3 separate regions of the Homo sapiens genome follow, and regions 1 and 3 are each linked to region 2. The links are chromatin contacts, found by Hi-C or POLR2A ChIA-PET in ENCODE. All regions are on one chromosome and are shown on one strand. The core of a region is the stretch at or near the end of the contact, and the rest is flanking DNA. Distances in the headings are between cores, read along the strand shown. Region 1 holds the start of SMG1 (SMG1 nonsense mediated mRNA decay associated PI3K related kinase). Region 2 overlaps XYLT1 (xylosyltransferase 1). Region 3 has its middle 24 kb from the start of RPS15A.

The links. Hi-C counts contacts between places; a loop is a spot of excess contacts on that map. ChIA-PET counts read pairs that join two places held with the same protein, here RNA polymerase II (POLR2A). Pooled maps may share reads with other maps.
Region 1: a map of OCI-LY7 shows a loop between it and region 2 (11-fold over the local background). The contact joins the promoter of SMG1 here to the enhancer-like site in region 2. A Hi-C loop is called at or near these places in 1 of 168 maps with a recorded cell type or tissue (OCI-LY7) and 2 of 50 pooled maps. POLR2A ChIA-PET finds 5 or more read pairs at or near these places in 1 of 52 experiments (B cell).
Region 3: a loop to region 2 is called in a pooled map, with 10 times the contacts of the local background. The contact joins two enhancer-like sites. A Hi-C loop is called at or near these places in 1 of 37 single-sample maps with no recorded cell type and 2 of 50 pooled maps. POLR2A ChIA-PET finds 5 or more read pairs at or near these places in 1 of 52 experiments (activated T-cell).

The regions. Positions count from the first base shown.
Region 1 is chr16:18,924,492-18,928,939 of GRCh38, reverse strand. SMG1 (SMG1 nonsense mediated mRNA decay associated PI3K related kinase) reads left to right here and starts at 2,532. Exons shown (of 63, transcript NM_015092.5): 1 at 2,532-2,990. The coding sequence starts at 2,899. It overlaps SMG1-DT (SMG1 divergent transcript), which reads right to left and starts at 2,753. Exons shown (of 2, transcript XR_001752094.2): 1 at 2,666-2,753. RefSeq lists enhancers at 1,439-2,052, 2,053-2,665 and silencers at 2,351-2,690, 2,721-3,310.
Region 2 is chr16:17,299,364-17,303,753 of GRCh38, reverse strand. All of the region lies in intron 2 of XYLT1 (xylosyltransferase 1), which reads left to right. Among named protein-coding and RNA genes, the nearest start is that of XYLT1, 170 kb to the left of the region's middle. RefSeq lists a silencer at 271-340. Within about 2 kb of position 2,058, at least 9 of the 41 ENCODE cell types and tissues checked have a DNase peak (open chromatin) inside an H3K27ac peak, as active enhancers do; they include B cell and OCI-LY7, where a contact is called at or near this core.
Region 3 is chr16:18,764,075-18,768,681 of GRCh38, reverse strand. No RefSeq gene overlaps it. Among named protein-coding and RNA genes, the nearest start is that of RPS15A, 24 kb to the left of the region's middle. Within about 2 kb of position 1,266, at least 2 of the 41 ENCODE cell types and tissues checked have a DNase peak (open chromatin) inside an H3K27ac peak, as active enhancers do.

The sequences.
Region 1 (4,448 bases), core at 1,283-3,782, 1.6 Mb before region 2:
GTAAAAAAATTTTAAATTTTTACACAAAATTAGCCGGGCATGGTGGCATGTGCCTGTAATCTTAGCTACTTGGGAGGCTAAGGCAGGAGACTCGCTTGAACCTGGAAGGCAGAGGTTGCAGTGAGCTGAGATCGCACCATTGCACTCCAGCCTGGGCCACAAGAGTGAAACTGTGTCTGAAAAAAAATTTTAATAATTTTTGTAGAGATGGGGGTCTCACTATGTTGCTCAGGCTGGCCTATAACTCCCAGGCTCAAGGATCTTCCAGTCTCAGCCTCCCATCACTGGAATTACAGGCATGAATCACTTCACCTAAATGATTTTTTTTTTTTTGGAGACAGTCTTGCTCTGTCACCCAGGCTGGAGTTCAGTGGCATGATCTCGGCTCACTGCAACCTCTGGCTCCCGGGTTCAAGCAATCCTCATGCCTCAGCTTCCCCGAATAGCTGGGACTACAGGCGTGCGCCACCATGCCTGGCTAATTTTTGTATTTTTTTGTAGAGATGGGGTTTCACCATGTTTGTCAGGCTGGTCTCCTGACCTCAAATGATCCACCCACCTCGGCCTCCCAAAGTGCTGGGATTACAGGAGTCAGCCATCCATGGTGCCCCTCCTTTTCTTTTTCTTCTCCTCCCTCCCTCCCTCCCTACCCTCCGCAGCCCAGGCTGGAGTGCAGTGGCGGGATCATAGGTCACTGCAGCCTCCACCCGCTGGACTCAAGTCATCCTCCTGCCTCACCCTCCTGAGTTCCTGGGACCACAGGCACGCGCTACCACGCCAGCTAATTTTTGTAATTTTTGTAGTCCCCATCATTTAGAACTGGCAGGATCCTCCCTTAGTGAGGGATTGGTGGCCATAAGCAAGGAGCCCAAGGTGGAGGGGATATGCATGTGTGTGAAGGGGTCAACTCCTCGTAATCTTCAAGTACTTTTGGTAACAATATTTATTTGCACAAGCGATATATAAAGACGTTTTCTTTGCAACATAAAATGATAGGTTATGACTCCTTATGCAGATACGGTTTAGACACTCGTTTAAGGAGCATCCTGGCCCAACTTTTAAAAAACGTGTGTGCATTCACGTTATGCATCAGATGCTTTAGGGAACTTTTTTCCCTGGGGCATGGGACACGTCATGGGGTAGACGGTCGGGTACGTCTCCTCTACCCAGCTGCTGCTTTGTTTTTTTTTTCTTTTTGAGACAGAGTCTTGCTCTGTCGCCCACGCTGGAGTGCAGTGGAGCCATCTCTGCTCACTGTGAGCTCCGCTTCCCGGGTTCACGCCATTCTCCTGCCTCAGCCTCAGGAGTAGCTGGGACTACAGGCACCCGCCACCACGCCCGGCTAATTTTTTGTATTTTTAGTAGAGACGGGGTTTCACCGTGTTAGCCAGGATGGTCTCGATCTCCTGACCTCGTGATCCGCCCGCCTCGGCCTCCCAAAGTGCTGGGATTACAGACGTGATCCACCACGCCCGGCCTTCTCTCTTTCTTTTCTTTTTTCCTTTCCTTTCCTTTCCTTTCCTTCCTTCCTCCCTTCCTTCCTTCCTTTTTCTTCCCTCCCTCCTTTCTCTCTCTCTTTTATTTTTTTGAGACAGAGTTTCACTCTTGTTGTCCAGGCTGGACTGCAATGGTCTGATCTCGGCTCACTGCAACCTCGGCCTGCTGGGTTCAAGCGATTCCCCTGCCTCAGCCTCCCAAGTAGCTGGGATTACAGGCGCCCTCCACCATGCCCGGCTAATTTTTGTATTTTTAGTAGAGGCGGGGTTTCTCCATGTTGGCTAGGCTGGTCGGGAACTCCTCACCTCAGACGATCCGCCCACCTCGGCCTCCGAAAGTGCTGGGATTACAGGCGTGATCCACCGCGCCTAGCCCCCAGCTTCTTTCACCAGCAGAAGGCGGGCAAGCCTCAGGGTGAAAGGACTTCAAAGCACATTTCACATTGCAGAGGACAGGGTTTGGTGATCGTGGGTACTCCCTTCCCTTCCATCGTTTAGTTTTTTTCATTGTGAAGAAATGGTAAAAGGTGCCAGGACTCGATGGGCACATTTCAGGTGGAGGTTGGGAAGGTGGATATCCACCTCTCGATCTTACTATTTTCACTTTCCACCCCACCCCGTAGAAAGTGGGAAAACTGGCGCACGTGAATCCAAGGGCACGCCTGTGTGCGCGCGCACCGCAGGGCACCAGCCCCCACCCACACCGCAGGTCCTTGATTGGACGCCTGTTTACACCTGACTGCCCGGCCCTCCGGTGCTTTCCGGGAAGCGTTTGGGAGAAAAGTGTGTGGCCGCAGTAGTGGAGATCCCCTGTCTTAGGATTCGTCACCGCTACGCCCAGACCTCTTCGCCGCCCAAGGGCCTGGGGACGTGGGGGGCGGGGCGGCCTGCTATCGACCCCGCCTCTCTCGGCTCCGCCCCGCCGACAGGACCCGCCTCTCTCCCCAGGCCCGGCGGGCGCCAACCCCGCCCCTCGCTCCCAGCATGCCGTGCGACAGCGGCGGCGCGGCGGGCGGAGCCGGGAGGCGGGGAAGCAGTGGCCGTGTGAGCGTGAGGAGCTGCCGCCACCGCCTGCTCCTCGTCGTCCTCGTCCTCCGGGGCCCCGGCGACGTGGGCCGCGCACGGCCCTGGAAAAGACGTCGCCTCCCCTTCATCCGCCTCTCTCTCACCGCGCCGCTCCCGCCTCCTCGTCCTGCGCTGCGGGCTCAGGCGGAACCCGGAACGGCCGTCCTCTTCCCCCGCCCTCCGCCGCCTCCTCCTTCTCCTCCTCCTCCTCCTCCTCCTCCTTCTCGGCTTCCTCCTCAGCCCCGGGCCGGAGCGGGGTGTCGGCGGCGGCCGGTTCGGGCGGCGACTCGCGCTTCTTTGGGCGGCGGCGCTTGGCCATGTCGTGTCGGGGAAGGTAATGAGCCGCAGAGCCCCGGGGTCTCGGCTGAGCAGCGGCGGCGGCGGCGGCGGCACCAAGTATCCGCGGAGCTGGAATGACTGGCAACCCAGGTGGGTGACCGGCCCGGGACCCCGCCCCGACCTCCCGGGCTCCGCCTCGGGCGGGCCGAGGCCTAGGGCCGCGGGGCTGGGAGGCGCGGCCTAGGCCCTCCACCCCTCGGAGCCGGGCGCGGCTTCCTGGGTCTCCTCCGCCCCGGCTGGGGGAGGAAGGCCGCGGGGAGGCGAGGCCTAAGTGCCTCCCCTCCCTGCTTGTTCAGCCCGGGGCTGGAGCCGAGACCCGGGGCTCCCGGCGGTGGCACTGGCCTGGGGTCGGGACCAGGAGGTGAGAAAGAGGCGGGGGTGGGGGTGGGGGGCATTCCAGTTACAGCCTCCCCCTGACCCCGAGTTGGGAGATGCTGAGAGTCCAGGACCCTCCCTGTTACTCATTCACTTTCTCGGTTCCCCACTCTTTCAGCCGCCACGTGAGAGCTCTTCTAACCTCTGTTCCTTTCTGTGACCCCCACGTGTTAATATTGAAAAAAACAAAACAAAACTCCAGCTAAGGCATTGCTCTGACTCTAGGCAGAACATTCATTAGTGGAGCATGAGATGAGATTGTGTGACTGTTGATGGGATCGACCCACGCTGGTCTTGGGCGATGGAAGTTTTCCCTAAGTGCAAGGCCGGTTACTCTGGTGAATCGTAATTCATACCTGGACACTTGAGTGAACTCTTTGGGCACCCACTTAGAAGTCTAGAGAATTTCCTCATTTATGGAGGATTTGATCTCAGACCGTTTTGGGGCTTAGTGAGATTTGAATATATTAGGAACATTAACTTTTTAAATAAATGTAGTTTCCTGTCTTTTTGATCAATGGGAGGGCAGCTGTGCCTAATTTAGGACTGATTTATTCTAATCTCTCTTAATAAATGCTTGTATTCAGAGTCTGTTTGGAATTTAACCCAATGCTTAGAACTCCTTAAATATACAGAAATATATTTTAGGGGTAATTGATTCATGGAACTCTCCTACTTTGGAGCACAATTGTTATAATTGTCCAGAAACTGGCCAAATAATGTAGAACGCGCAAGTTGTTGGGAAGCCCTTTTGTTTCCTGATAGTTACATGTAATTCCAGCAGTATTTGGAAATAATTTGCTAAGATGTTAGAATGTAACATTTGAAGACTCGTTAGAAAAATCAATAAAATTATCTTTGGCTAATAGGTGGTACACATCTTAGTCTATTTAATATGCCTTTCCAAATACTGTGTCTGTTGAGAATTGGTGTATATAACTAGATGACTTTAATAATTAGTGCCTGAGTCTAGAATTGAGATGTTTAGTCGTAAAAAAAAAAATATTGTTCGATAAACAGCGTTGACTTGTCTTGTACCACTTAAGAGTTTGTGAGTGCTTTAAATAAAATTAGTTGATTAAGTATTTTTTTCTATGATTGACATGCTTAGTTTTGCCTTTTTATTGAAATGTGTGAAATTTGATTTTCTGGCATCTAACAAATTAGGTGGTA
Region 2 (4,390 bases), core at 809-3,308:
TACCTGTTTCTAGAATCAGAGTGAAAAGGCTGAATGTGTTTTAAAGACAGACATGTGGCGTGAAATGATTCCTCCTCTTACTCCCAGCCATTGTAATATCATTAGTAATGAAAATGTAAAAGGATTGTAGGTGTCTGTGTTCTGGGCTTATTTCTTAGAGCTTTTCCTAGAACCCTCACAATGGCCCTCTTATGCCAGTTTTATGGCAGAGAAAACTGGGGACTCACGGGGGCATCAACATGTCTCTTTGTTTATTGGAAACATTTTTATATGCTCACAAATAATATGCAACAGCAACAGTAATAGCAGCTAAAGCAGAAGTGTGCAAACTGTCTGTAGAGGACCAGATAGATTAGTAAATATCTGAGCCTTTGCTGGCCACATGGGCTCTGTCACCGCTAAGCAGTTCTGCCAGCGTGGCTGTACAGTAGCTGTAGATAATATGCAAATGAACGGGAGTGGTTGTGTACCAATAAAACTTTGGTTCGCAAAAGAGGATTGCAGGCCAGATTTGGTCTTAAAGCTGTAGTTTGCCAACCCCTGAACTAAATATGATTTCCATGAGGGCAGGAACCACGTCATTATTTTTTACATCATTGTATCTCATGCAGGGAGCCCAATTCTTTGCACATGGTAGTTCTTGAATGAATGAATGAGTAAACCAAGGAATCAGTGAGTGGTCTGTCTTTCAAGATCCATCACGACTGAAGCTCCAGTCCTCCCCTTTCCTTTCCCATGTACTCCCCTTCCCTACCCATACTGCCAACCCTACCCCAGCTTATCCCCTTGCATTAAGCTCACGGTCACATGTGTGCTCACTTGCTAGCTCTCTCTCGCTTTCTCTTTTCTCTCCCCCTCACCCATTCTAGACCCAAGGTCAACCCCTTCCTTCCCTAGTCTTCCTCAAAAGCCTTGGGGGATTGAGTAACCCGTTATTGTGCCAGTGGTGGCTTTTTTCTGGAACCTTTTGAAGTTCTGTGGTTTGTTGATTCATCTCTTTACACCCATCCCTCTTTCAGGAAGGGTTTATGGCAGTCTGCATGGGTGTACTAAACAAAATAAGACTGCAAAAATTAAAACTGAGACAAAGAAAGGAAACACAACCATAGGACCATCATACCTTGGAGCTGGAATAGGTATTAACACCTACACCATGGTGGGGAACTGGAGATTTGACAAAGAGCTTTCTGGCTGCCATCAAGGAAAACAAATCTGTCCCTTCCACTGCCCTGTATCCAAATAATTGACACAGGCCATTGCTCATGGCAGGTGGATCTGTTCTCAGTGCTCAGTTCAGATGGAAATTTCTCCAGAGGGCCTCACAAGAGGAGGAAGAGGAAGGACCAGCAGGCTTTGCAGCTTGCTAACAGCAGACAGGATGAGGTATTCATGGCTGTCTGCTACGACGGTGTCCCCTGGTCTAGACTCGACATCTTATGCTGATACTCAGCAGAGTAAGGACACATCCTGGTACCTGGGCCTGGGTTGACCTCGACATGTATTTTTTTATTATTATTATTATTAGTAGTAGTAGTAGTAGTAGTATTTTGAGATCGAGTCTTGCTCTGTCACCCAGGCTGGAGTGCAGTGGCACAATCTTGGCTCACTGCAACATCCACCTGGTGGGTTCAAGCAATTCTCCCATCTTAGCCTCCTGAGTAGCTAGGGTGTATGCCACCACGCCTGGCTAATTTTTGCATTTTTAGTAGAGATGGGGTTTCACCATGTTGGCCAGATTGGTCTTGAACTTCTGACCTCAAATGATCCGCCCACCTTGGCCTCCCAAAGTGCTGAGATTACAGGCATGAGCCACTGTGCCGAGCCCTGACATGTATTTTAGGGAAGCTACCAGAACAAACAGACCATGTGGTCTCCAAGCACCACTGGAGCATAAAGAGGAAGCTCTTAGTCTGAGAGAGAGACCAGGTGAAAATTCCAGCTCAGATGCTGACCTCTGGCCTAGTCTTTCCACTTTTGTAAACCTCCGAGTCTTCATCTAAGAAGTGAGAGTTGATATTAGCATTCGCCACCTGTTGTTGCGGTGGAGTCTGATGAAACGCCTTCGCACTGTGGCCTTTGCATCTATTATTGTATTTAAACTTGGCAGCGACATTGCAAGGTAAATGTCACCCCATCTGCTTCACGCTGTTCTGAGTACTTTAGCTCAGTATTACTCAAGCATTACTTTCTTTCATTATCACCCTCCCAAGAAGAAAAATTTAATTTAATATAAATTCTCCCTTGTGAGAGAAATTAAATACTGTGGGAAAAGATTTTATCAGATAGGGTTGAGCTTTGGGGGACGGCTGACCATTGCAATATCTAAGACTATTATTATTATTTTGAGACAGAGTTGTGTTGTGTTGCCCAGGCTGGAGTACAGTGGTGCAATCTTGGCTCAGTGCAACCACTGCCTCCTGAGTTCAAGGGATTTTCGTGCCTCAGCTTCCTGAGTAGCTGGGATTATAGGCGCCCGCCACCATGCCTGGCTAATTTTATATTTGTAGTAGAGACAGAGTTTCACCATGTTGGCCAGGCTGGTCTCAAACTCCCAACCTCAACTAATCCACCCGCCTCAGCCTCCCGAAGTGCTGGGATTATAAGTATGAGCCACTGTGCCCAGCCTAAGATTTTTTTTTTCTCACACACATATACTCCCCCAAATTTTGCTTGCTTGGTGGGGGTGACAGTCATCCCTATTGAGAATATGTGCTTTAGATATACAAACTAACTCCTATTAAAGCTCTAGTTGAGAGAGAAAGGAACGGAGGCCCAGAGAGGTAAAGTAACATACCCAGAGTTGCACAGCTAATGAGAAAGGATCTGAATTGTCTTATGGATTGCTCTAGACGGTGCTTAAAGCACAGTCTAACTTATAGCAGCAAACTGTACGTGTTATTTTGTGTCTTGCTTTTGTCGCTTACCTATCTAGCTCATCGATTGTTCTGGTTCAGTATATATATCATGGCCCCCATTCTTTTTAATAGCTGCATTAGGCTGGGCGCGGTGGTTCACATCTGTAACTCCAGCACTTTGGGAGGCTAAGGTGGGCAGTCATCTGAGCCCAGGAGTTCCAGACCAGCGTGGCCAAGGTGGTGATGAAACCCCGTCACTACTAAAAACATGAAAATTAGCCAGGTATGGTGGCAGGTGCCTGTAACCCCAGCCACTCGGGAGGCTAAGGCAGGAGAATCACTTGAACCCAGGAGGCAGCAGTTTCAGTGAGCCGAGATCGTGCCGCTGCACTCCAGACTGGGTAACAGAACAAGACTCCATCTCAAAAAAAAAAAAAAAAAAAAAAGAAAGAATGAAAGAAAGAAATAGCTGCATTATTTTGCATTTGCATTCACATAGCATGGTTTATTTAACCATACCACAACTGCTGAGGCTGAAGTGGTTTCTAGTCTTTGGCAATTAAAAACTCGCCATAGCAATCCTCCCTACACGCATATCATTTTGCTTAAATGCAAGTTAAATGTGAAGGTTACATGCCTAGAAATGAAGTCTGTGCACACTTCTTAAAAGATAGCATTTTGTCAGAGGCACAAAAATATCTCCACAAAGCTAAGATTCTTACGGAGCCATCCAAGGTCAGTTTTCACCATGTTCTTAACAGCTAAGCCACTCTTTTGACCCCCAAATTCCTCCCGACCTGGTTATTGATTTAGCTGTGGGCTCCCCACCCCCGCCACCTTTTATGCCTTTGGTCACCAGATTATCCTCTTGTCATCTGGTATTTCCCTACCAGGCTTCCCACAGTTTATTTTTGAACTTCAGTTCTCATCTCATTAACAGAAAGCCTAGGCGGCCAGATTCCATTCCTGCTGCCGGGGTCAGTGCTTTGAAAAAGGGTCGTTAATAAAGCAGCATCATAGCTTATCCTGGGTCCTTCATGTCCACCAGGATGGGGGAAAAGCAGAATCCTTCCTGTGTCCCTCGTCTTTCTGAAACTTTTCTCTAAGAACTCGAACCAGTCTCATTCTGCAGACCTTCCTGGGCCTTCATTATATAAGAGCTATGTTCTGGCAGTTAGGGAAATCTAGCATGAGTGGCCCCCATTCAATTCTGCAGGGGACAAAAAGCCTCTCTTCTCCTAAAGCTTGCTGGTAAGTCTCTATGGCAGAGTCAAGGCTAAATCAACTCCCACATATGGCGACCTCAGCTAGAGAAGCGAGGTGGAAGGGACGCTAGCAATTCAGAGGGTGTCTTTAGCCCCTGTGCAGCAGCGTCGTCTGTAATTAAAGCTGGCTGCACTATTAATATCATCTGAGTAATTAAACTCAATGGTGTTTGGCAATAGTTTGTTCTGGAAGTTCCTTGAGGAAGAGCGGGTTAACGGGATGGAGAGGGCTGCATGGTATTTTGTGCAAATGGAATCTTTTGGCCTCCT
Region 3 (4,607 bases), core at 17-2,516, 1.5 Mb before region 2:
AAACAAAAAAAAAAGAAAGAAGAACGGTATTGTCTTTGGGTAAGCATAGGCACAGAGTTAAAAAAAAAAAAAAAGAGTCGTGTCTTTGGGACTGAGTGGATGGGCATGTGTTCTGAGTTAGTGTGCCCAGGTGTGGTGAAAGACACGGAGAAACCACTGCTTGATGCGTTCTCTTTTGTTGTTTAAGTTGTGGGCTGCTGTGGGATGGGGTTGCATGTCTGCGTCCTCTTCGAAAAGCACACAATATGGCAAGAGGAAGCTGGAGAGAGCTCCTAGGAGTGCCTCGTGCCAGGTGAAGAGGTTGCATTGCGGGTGGTGGGTAGGTGCCTAGGGAGAGGAGGTCCACGCCTGCTGTCCTTCCAGCACGATGGCTCCAAAAGCAGAGCGAAGAGGTGATGTTCCAACTTCCCAAGGCATCCAAGGGACGGGGCTTGAAGAATGCAGCCTAGCAACCATGTGCGTAAGAATGTGGGGAAGGAGGGCTTGAGGATGAGCCTGAGAGTCAACTGGACTGTGGGGAAATAGTGTAGCCTTCTTTCTTTGAGCTTCAGTTATCTCGCCTGTGGTGATGATGACGATGATGATAAAGATGATGCCATACTTCTATGGCACATACTATGTTCCAGATATTGTTCATATAACTCGTATAATTTTCATAGCAGTTTTACAAGATGAGTACTATTTGTTTTTGTTTTTTTGTTTTTTTTTTTAGATGGAGTCTCGCTCTGTTGCCAGGCTAGAGTGCAGTGGCGCAATCTGGGTTCACTGCAACTTCTGCCTCCTGGGTTCAAGCAATTCTCCTGCCTCAGCCTCCTGAGTAGCTGGGACTACAGGCACATACCAGCTAATTTTTGTATTTTCAGTAGAGACAGGGTTTCACCATGTTAGCCAAGATGGTCTTGATCTCTTGACCTCGTGATCCACCCGCCTCAGCCTCCCAAAGTGCTGGGATTATAGGCGTCAGCCACAGCTCCCAGCCAAGATGGGTACTATTTTTATACCTATTTTATAGAAGAGGAAACTGAGGCATAGAGAAGTCAAGTCACTTGATCATACAGCTAGTGTGTGGAGGAGGCAGATTCAAACCCTGGCTTCGGTCTTAGTCACTGCATTGGCTTCATGGGCTTATCATGAGGATTAAACGCGTGAACATGCTCAGTGTTTAGTTCAGTGTCTGGCACAGGATCAATGTTCAGAAAATCCTAACAGCTGCTATCAGTTTCAGAACCCAAACAAACAGGTGGGACTTTCGCTAACTCTCTAACATCACATGTGCTTGTATAATCAGCCACTGTTTTTTTCATGAAAAAAATTTTTTTTGAGACAGGTTCTCGCTTTGTCACCCAGGCAGGAAGGCAGTGGTGAGAACACAGCTCACTGTAGCCTCCACCTCCTGGGCTCAAGCGATCCTCCCACCTCAGCTTCTTGTGTAGCTGGAACCACAGCATGTGCCACCACGCCCAGCTATTTTTTAATATTTTTTTTTTTATTTTTTGTAGAGATGAGGTCTCACCATCTTGCCCAAGCTGTTCTCAAACTCCTGGACTCAAGCAGTCATCCTGCCTCAGCCTCCCAAAAGGCTGAGAGTACAGGCATGAGCCACTGCGCCTGGCTAATCAGTCACTTGTTGTTGTTGTTTTTTGTTTTTTGTTTTTTTGATATGGAGTCTTGCTCTGTCACCCAAGTTGGAATGCAATGGCGCGATCTCGGCTCACTGCAAGCTCTGCCTCCTGGGTTCAAATGATTCTCCTGCCTCAGCCTCCCAAGTAGCTGGGACTACAGGTGCACGCCACCACACCCAGCTAATTTTTGTATTTTTAGTAGAGACGGGGTTTCACCATGTTGGCCAAGATGGTCTCGATCTCTTGACCTCATGATCCGCCTGCCTCAGCCTCCCAAAGTGCTGGGATTACAGGCGTGAGCCTTAATCCCAAAGTGCTGGGATTACGTGCCTGGCCTTAATCACTTTTAAAGGAGAGTGGGGAACATCATGTTTTGCAACTATTTTTTGAACTCTTGGATATTTACTTGGAACAAATAAAAACACTTTTGTACCATGTGAAAGGTAAAATTTGCTCAAGCCGTCCCTCATCCTGCCCTGGCCTGCTTCCACATGCGGCTGGGTGAGCTGACCCCATTCTCTGTTTATTTATTGTTTTTGTTATTGTATTTTATTTTACTTTTTTGAGACAGAGTTTCACTCTTGTCACCCAGGCTGGAGTCCAATGGCATGATTGTGGCTCCCTGCAACCTCCGCCTCCCAGATTCAAGCGATTCTCCTGTGTCAGTCTCCTGAGTAGCTGGGATTACAGGTGCCCGCCACCATGCCCAGCTAATTTTTGTATTTTTAGTAGAGACGGGGTTTCCCCATGTTGGCCAGGCTGGTTTTGAACTCCTGACCTCAGGTGATCTGCCCGCCTCGGCCTCCCGATGTGCTGGGATTACAGGTGTGAGCCACCGCGCCCGGCCCATTCTCAGCTTCTTGATGGCTTCCCCCTTCTGGGACATTGATCACTTATTCATGACATTGACTGGTCATGAGCCACTCCTCCGCCAGCCCTTGGAGGATCCAAGTGATTCACAAATGGACACAAGGAATATGATTAGTCCTCTGTGAGTGATTCTGAGGGGCCGTGGTATAGAGAGAGAGAGGGGAAGGAGGATGGGAAAATGCGGGCAGTTCCCTCCCCAACCCATTCTGACAGTTTGCTGGTTAGAGAAAAATCCCCATGTCAGAGAATTTTTTTCTTTGTTTATTTCCTGTGAAATAGAATGTGGGTCTGGCATTGGGGAGGACTCTAATAATTCATATTTTCTGCTTATTTGGCTCCTGGCTGAACAGGAATTTACATTACTTAATGTCTGGGTTTTTCCTGGGGAATCAAAATAAGTTTTCTATTCAATTATTAAGCAAATTTCACAGCCAAATAATCCTCTTATTTTTACAAGTGGTATTTTCCCTGGCAGAGGGTTTTCTGGCTTCTCTGGGTAGTTGATCCGTCTCCTCTCTTCTGTTTCCTCTGTCCTTGTCTGGCTATGAAGGAAGCTAAAGCCCCTCATTCATGGATTAGGGGCTTCTCAATGGCAGTTGGCAGACTTTGGCTTTGCAAGCTAGAGATGAATCTTTTTCTTCTTTCTTTTTTTTTTTTTTTCGAGATGGAGTCTCGCTCTGTTGCGCAGGCTGGTGTGCAGTGGTGCGATCTCCACTCACTACAACCTCTGCCTTCCAGGTTCAAGCTATTCTCCTGCCTCAGCCTTCCAAGAAGCTGGGACTACAGACATGCACCACCACACCTAATTTAAAAAATATTTTAGTAAATGGCTAATTTAAAAAATATTTTTAGTAAATGGGAGGTTTTACCATGTCGGCCAGGCTGGTCTCGAACTCGTGACCTCAGGTGATCTGCCTGCCTTGGCCTCCCAAAGTGCTGGGATTACAGGTGTGAGCCACTGTGCCTGGCCTAGAGATAAATCTTAATGTCCGCCAGCCATGGGGTAAGAGTCCACTCCCTCTTTCTGCTCTTCAGTCTATTGACTTTGGGCACAGGCACAGCTGCAGCTCTAGTAGGGGTTGGGCCTGGAGTCAGTGGAGACAAAATGTGAAGGTAACAGGACAGTGCACAGGGCCCAGTGTGCTCTGCCTGGGCTGCTCAGGGAAGAAAAATCACACACACACAAATAACAACCCTTTTTTTGTCAGAAGTACAGTGAAAGATCTCTACGTCTTGGCCAGCATTTGTTATCTTTTTGCTTCTTTGAAAATAGCCATCCTGGGCCAGATGCAGTGGCTCACGCCTGTAATCCCAGCACTTTGGGAGGCTGAGGCGGGTGGATCACCTGAGGTTAGGAGTTTGAGAGCAGCCTGGTGAACATGATGAAACCTCTTCTCTACTAAAAATACAAAAATTAGCTGGGCGTGGTGGCACGCGCCCATAATCCCAGCTACTCGGGAGGCTGAGGAACAAGAATAGCTTGAACCCTGGAGGTAGAGGTTGCAGTGAGCTGAGATTGTGCCATTGCACTCCAGTCTGGGTGACAGAGTGAGACTCTGTCTCAAAAAATAAATAAATAAATAAATTAAAAATAAATAAATAAATAAAGGAAACGGAGTCATTGTGTTGAAGAGATATCTGCACTCCCATGTTCACTGCAATATTATTCACAATAGACAAGGTATAGAATCAACCTAAGTGTCCATCAGTGGATGAGTAGATAAAGAAAATGTGATACACATACACCAATGTGGTATATATACTCTTCAGCCTTAACCCATCTCCATAAAAATTAAGGAAACAAAGAAGGAAGTCTTGTTATTGGTGACAACGTGGATGAACCTGGAAGACATTATGTTAAGTGAAATAAATCAGGCACAGAAAGACAAATACCACATGATCTCACTTATATGTGGAATCTAAAAAAGTTGAACTCACTGAAGTAGAGAGTAGAATGGTGGTTACCAGAAGCAAGGTGAGGGTGTCTGTGAGAGGGTTGGGGAGACATTGGTCAAAAGATAAAAAATTTCAATTAGCCAGGAGGAAAAAGTTCAAGAGGTCTATTGTGACTAGTTAATAAAAGTGTTCTAACCACAAAAATGATCCATATACAAG